Regions from separate parts of the Homo sapiens genome. Here region 2 is linked to region 1. The links are chromatin contacts, found by Hi-C or POLR2A ChIA-PET in ENCODE. All regions are on one chromosome and are shown on one strand. The core of a region is the stretch at or near the end of the contact, and the rest is flanking DNA. Distances in the headings are between cores, read along the strand shown.

What was found. Hi-C counts contacts between places; a loop is a spot of excess contacts on that map. ChIA-PET counts read pairs that join two places held with the same protein, here RNA polymerase II (POLR2A). Pooled maps may share reads with other maps.
Region 2: a loop to region 1 is called in a map with no recorded cell type, with 2.4 times the contacts of the local background. The contact joins two enhancer-like sites. A Hi-C loop is called at or near these places in 2 of 168 maps with a recorded cell type or tissue (B cell and GM12878), 15 of 37 single-sample maps with no recorded cell type and 7 of 50 pooled maps. POLR2A ChIA-PET finds 5 or more read pairs at or near these places in 5 of 52 experiments (GM12878, activated B cell, activated CD4-positive, alpha-beta T cell and 2 more).

Annotation. Positions count from the first base shown.
Region 1 is chr3:101,860,226-101,863,365 of GRCh38, forward strand. NFKBIZ (NFKB inhibitor zeta) reads left to right here. Exons shown (of 12, transcript NM_031419.4): 12 at 1-797. Among named protein-coding and RNA genes, the nearest start is that of NFKBIZ, 12 kb to the left of the region's middle. Within about 2 kb of position 1,435, at least 2 of the 41 ENCODE cell types and tissues checked have a DNase peak (open chromatin) inside an H3K27ac peak, as active enhancers do; they include B cell, where a contact is called at or near this core.
Region 2 is chr3:102,037,217-102,040,356 of GRCh38, forward strand. No RefSeq gene overlaps it. Among named protein-coding and RNA genes, the nearest start is that of RDUR, 98 kb to the left of the region's middle. Within about 2 kb of position 1,560, at least 4 of the 41 ENCODE cell types and tissues checked have a DNase peak (open chromatin) inside an H3K27ac peak, as active enhancers do; they include B cell, where a contact is called at or near this core.

The DNA.
Region 1 (3,140 bases), core at 185-2,684:
GGCTGGAGTACAGTGGCATGATCTTGGCTCACTTCAGCCTTGACTTGGGCTCAAGTGATCCTCCTACCTGAGCCTTCTGAGTAACTGGAACTACAGGTGTGCACTCCTCGCCTGGCTAATTTTTTATTTTTTGTACAGGCAGGATCTTGCCACCTTGCCCAGGCTGGTCTTGAACTCCTGAGCTCATGCCATCTGCCTGCCTTAGTCTCCCAAAATGCTGGGATTACAGGAGTGAGCCACCATGCCCGGCTGGCAGTTGCATGGAAGAGAACACCTCTTTATGGCTTACCCTCTAGAATTTCTAATTTATGTGTTCTGTTGAAATTTTTGTTTTTTTACCTTTATTGAAACAACAAAAAGTCAGTATTGAAACATATCTTCCTGTTTTCTGTTGTCAAATGATGATAATGTGCCATGATGTTTTATATATATCATTCAGAAAAAGTTTTATTTTTTAATAACATTCTATTAACATTATTTTGCTTGCCGCTGGCATGCCTGAGGAATGTATTTGGCTTTGATTACACACTAAGTTTTTGTAATAAATTTGACTCATTAAAAACCTTTTTTTTTTAAAAAAAAAAAAAAAGAAAATCTCATTAGTGAACTTATCTTTGCAGCTGAGTACTTAAATTCTTTTTAAAAAGATACCCTTTGGATTGATCACATTGTTTGACCCAGTATGTCTTGTAGACACGTTAGTTATAATCACCTTGTATCTCTAAATATGGTGTGATATGAACCAGTCCATTCACATTGGAAAAACTGATGGTTTTAAATAAACTAATTCACTAATATTATTTGTCTTACATGCATTTTCTTTTCCTAGTGCCTTATTTCCCTAGATAGAAAAAGTACTATTGATGATTTTAAATACCTTTGAGTTAGTTAATTTATGTTAATTTGGGTTTTTTGGAGAACATGTTTCCTGAAAGTATACAAGATTTAACATCAAAATCTATTTGCTAAGTTTACTAGGAGAAGTCTGTTAGGTTTTGAAATTATCATGGAAGTTTAATAGATGCTGTCGATCATTCACATGTTTAGATGCTTAAAAAAAAAAAAAAAAGCTAAGTGGGAGCAGTGAATCATAGGAATAACAGTTTGGAGATTACCAGGATCATCCTTAGAGAGATGTAAACCTGGGAAAGGTTCTTCCCTTTGCCAGCAAGCCATTTTGACGTGTGAGAACAAACACATCAATATCTGTCAGTATGTTGTTACAATTATTGCACATATATTCTAGTTCTTACAGCTGTTTTGAGAATCTGGTGAAAGCTATGAATCCTTTCCCTGGAAAATGCAAATATATGTATACACACAAATGCTGTGTGCAATATTTGGGGCTTCACAACCTTTAGAAGACCATGACTCACAAGAATCCACTTTAGTTTCATTTCTGCACATACTTTTCTTCTTTCGTATAACAAAATCTTGGGTAATTTGCTTTGCAAATGCAACTTGTTAACCAGAACAGCAGAAATGATGTACTCCCACTGAACATAGCCCTACAGTGAGCTTTACCCAAGTGAGCTTCTATGTTCTCTCTTAATCCCAAATTCTCTCATAGTTGAACCAGTATCTAGCAAGTATGTTTGTGTGTGCGTGTGTGTGTGTGCAAAGATGTAAATAATTTGAGGCTAAGACATATAAGACATTTCTTAGCCTTAAGATGTTTACGTGAGAGACATGGCATGTACTTTATTAGGTAAACTATGTTAAATAGCATTTAAAAAGAGATTCAGAAGGGACATTTCTTTCTGACTGGGGAGGATTCAAGGTAGAGCATTTGAACTGTATCTTCTGAATAGTTGATTTGGATGTTCATATAAAGGGAGGAGAGGCAGATGAAAGAAACAAACAGCATGAACCAAAGCATAGGCGTCTGTGGGAATAGCAGGTGATTTTAATATAGTTAGTTAGACTCTGGAAGTGGCCAATAAGGTTCATCTTGTGTTCCACCTCTGACTGGTAATATTTTTGAGTATCAAGTTGAGAAAGATCCTCAGGCTCGTAGGGGCTTCAGGAGAAGGTTGCTGGATTGAACCTTCAGGAGAGGTTGCTGTGATTGGTGCGTGATATCTGCCACAGGAATATGGGAAATGGCTCTTGATTGAATACATCTTAAAGCCTCACAGAAGCCAAGACTGTGTGCTCATTGCTGCAACTTCAGTGCCTAGCACAGTGCCTGGCACATGGAAATAGTTCATAAAATATTGGTTGAATGAACGAATATATGCCAATCCTGGTTAGAGTCACTGGTTTTGTTGGGGGAGGTGATGTTTTGAGCCAGAGTTATACTATTAATTACTAATGAATTATTGGCTATCATGGTTCTGAATTTAATTCTGCCACATGATTTCACAGTGACATGGATGATATGTTAATGAAAATGGGCATGGGCATAGTTGGACTCATTAAGGAAAAAAATCAGGCAGTCTGTCTTTGCAAAGGACTGTTAGTGCTGTAGTTTGATATTGACTAAGGAATCCCTACAAGAGTCAGAGACCAAATCTTCCAGCTCAATTTGTTAGTCAAATCAGTAACATTTAATATCCTTTCTATATTTTTACTTAATCAGGACAGGAAAATTTCCTCAAATGTCTCTGACTTTTAACAAATGTCAACTTAAACATACGACCACTAACTTCCATTTTCTGATAACCTCAGTTGTTCTGTATTGAATACGACCTCAGAGAGAAATCAGCTTCAGTCACTGGCTAAGTTTGTGATGGTTCCTCTGAGATCAGGCCTGGGTACAAGGTTTGAGATTACTTGTAACCATGCTACTAGGTTTTGGCTATACCTGCTGGTGCCCTGGATTAATCCTTGAGAGAAGGGGAGACACTGCCTTATTAGTCATCAGAGGCCCTGCACCTAGCACAGTATCTGACACATTGTAGACATTCAATAAATAGTTCCTAAGTTGAATTTAATTTCAACACTTTGTAAAAATTTTTTTTCTTGGCATATTTTATTCTTCAGTGTATAAATATTTTTATTATCTACATACAGTTTATGACTTAATCCAGTACTTTTATGCTTCAAGCCTTTGGAGTCTGTGCAGACCCAGAAACATTGCATGGGTGGCACATTTCTAGGAGGGGTAAGATTGGTTGTTTTTGTTTGTGTGTGTGTTT
Region 2 (3,140 bases), core at 310-2,809, 180 kb after region 1:
CAACTGATCTGCCCACCATGGCCTCTCAAAGTGGTGGGATTACAGGCATGAGACATTGTGCTCAGCCTGCCTTTGATAATATTTTCATTATTTGAGTTTGTGAAATCTAACTTCATTCTTCTTTTGAAAACGGAGACCTTAATTTGCTTTTCGTCAGTTACCTGGCACAGCTAGCCTTCTCTGCATTTCTTTAAAGATTCTTGAGATTCTTTCCTGTCTCACTCTCTCAAAGAAAATAAGTATAAGTGAATTACCACTAAGTACAAAGAACATTAAATTTAAACTTGCATGTTTCTAATGGGAATTACCATTTCCAAAGCAATGAGTGTGTGTGACTGTGTGTTTATGTTCATGTCAACATAAATATGTGTTTATGTTGGAGAAAAGTTTACGGCAGAAGAAGGTACCAGTGGCTTACTTTTATTCTCCCATGGTGTCTGAGGACCAGGAAAGAGTTAGAGAAACAAGCCTCCATAAACGCAACATATGGAGTTAGAACCTCACTATGTTGAGCTTGCTTTTAACTTTATTTTCTACTTCTAGTTCTTATTGGCCAGAGTATAGGCTTTTAATGGGGAAGACTTATAGACCGAAAGAAATCAAGAATCTGCTGCCTTCATAGAACTCATTTCTACATTGCAAATCCTGAGTATGTTGACTTCAAGACCAATTAAAACAAAACCAAATTAAATAAACAAAAACAGCTCCAAACGCCAATGGTTATTTCAGACCACAGAGGGGTAAATAAAAGCTTGAATGCTTAAAACCATTGGTTTTGATAAAAGTTATTAGAATTGATGATGCCTCTGCCAAAAATTCACAGTGCCATTGGCTGATATGGCTTTCCCCCCAATTAAAGCTTTCATCTTTAAATGATCTGTGAATAGACAAGACCACATAGTTTATACTTGTTGAAAATGCTACCACATTCCCTTTTTTTTTGGACAAGGTCCTGCTCTGTGGCCCAGACTGGAGTGCAGTGGTATGACCATAGCTCACTGCAGCCTTGAACTCCTAGGCTCATGAGATTTCTTCATCGGCCTCCAGAGTAGCTAGGACTACAGGCCCAAACTAGCACACTGGGCTAATTTTTAAGTTTTTTTTTTTTCTAGAGAGAGTGTCTCACTATGGTGCCCAGACTGGTCTTAAACTCTTGGCCCCAAGATATCCTCACCTCAGCCCTCAGCCTCCCAAAGTGTTGGGATTACAGGCATGAACCACCATGCTTAGCCCCACATTTCTTTTTTCTTTCTTTGTTTCTTTTTTTTTTTTTTTTTTTAACCTTTGTAAGCTTGACATTGTAAAGATTCTTCTAAATTAAGCTATGAGGTTTGCTATTTTGGGCACCCTTCTCGGCAAGCCCATGCCTTGTGACATTACTTCTGCTTTGTTTACCAATAGTGTGTGTCAGGGCTGCTGGTTGTGGCAAACTCAGCCACAAGAGAAGAAGCTGAGAGAACTTTATCTCTCTCACTTGAAGGCACCAACATACTGGAAGGGGAATCTGGAAGATCCGGTGGTCATAAGACATATCATTTATGCATGGTAACTTCTCTCCTAATGAAGTTTAGCAACTAAGATTGTTTCTGGTTTCAGTCTGAAAGAAGGTTCCTATTCATGAAGTACTTCTTGTGTGAAACGGCACACAGTCATCATTTACTTCACAGCTGAACTTTGGTATGAGCTGCTTAACTGCTTTCTTTGACAATAGTTTTTAACCTATTTGCATATTTCCATCAGATTAATCTTTCCAAATCATGGTTCTGATTGTCAGGATAATGATGTATCTACAACTCCTGCCCAAGATAGAATTTCCTTCCTTCCTTCCTTCTTTCCTTCTTTCCTTCCTTCCTTCCTTCCTTCCTTCCTCCCTTCCTCCCTGTCTTTTCTTTCTTTCTTGGAGTCTTGCTTCTTTGCCTAGGCTGGAGTGCAGTGGTGTGATCTCAGCTCACTGCAACCTCTGCCTGCCAGGTTCAAGTGATTCTCCCACCTCAGCCTCTCAAGTAGCTGGGACTACAGGTGCATGCCACCATGCCTGGCTAATTTTTGTATTTTTAATAGAGATGGGGGTTTCACCATGTTGGCTAGATTGGTCCTGAACTCTTGACTTCAAGTGATCTGTCTGCCTTGGCCTCTCAAAGTGCTGAGATTATAGTCTTGAGCCACCACACCAGGCAGAATTTGCTTTCTATCTGGAAGAGTGAAGGAAAAAAAATCATATTTCTACTTTATCATCATTGAATATTTTCTTAATTGGAAAAAGCCTTACAGATAAATATTACTCCTTGGCAAAGAAAGCAATTGCCATTATAATACATCTTCGGGAGAGGGATATCCAAACTAATACTCAATTTACCAGGTAATCTCAAATTTTGTTCAGTTGACATTTGTTGAAATTATTTTACTATTGTCTACTTCATGTTTTCAGTCTGGCACAGAGGAATCACAGTATAAACACAATGTAGATTATATGTACAACTGAACAACAGATGTTAGGTAAACTTGTATTTTCAACATTCCATAAAGTTATCCTGAGATAACCATTTTTTAAAAATTAAAATTATTATAGTATGTAGTCTATTCACTTGTGACATAAAGAGCTAGTGCTCACCAAACATTGTATGTGTTTCCATTTATTTTCTAGCCTCTTTTGCCTTTCAGTTGGGGCCACATGCCTAGTTCTGGCCAGTGAATAATAAGTGGAAGAGGGGGCGGTTCCAAGATGGCCAAGTAGGAACAGTTCCAGTCTACAGCTCCCAGCACGAGCAATGCAGAAGACAGATGATTTCTGCATTTCCAACTGAGGTACCAGGTTCATCTCACTGGGGATTGTCAGACAGTGGGTGCAGGACAGTGGGTGCAGTGCACCAAGTGTGAGCCGAAGCAGTGTGAGGCATTGCCTCACCCGGGAAGCACAAGGGGTCAGGGAATTCCCTTTCCTAGCCAAGAAAAGGGGTGACAGACGGCACCTGGAAAATCAGGTCACTCCCACCCATATACTGCACTTTTCCGATGGTCTTAGCAAATGGCACACCAGGAGATTATATCCCGCACCTAGCTTGGAGGGTCCTATGGCCACGAAGCCTCGCTTGTTGCTAGCACAGCAGTCTGAGATCAAACTACAAGGCGGCAGTGAGGCT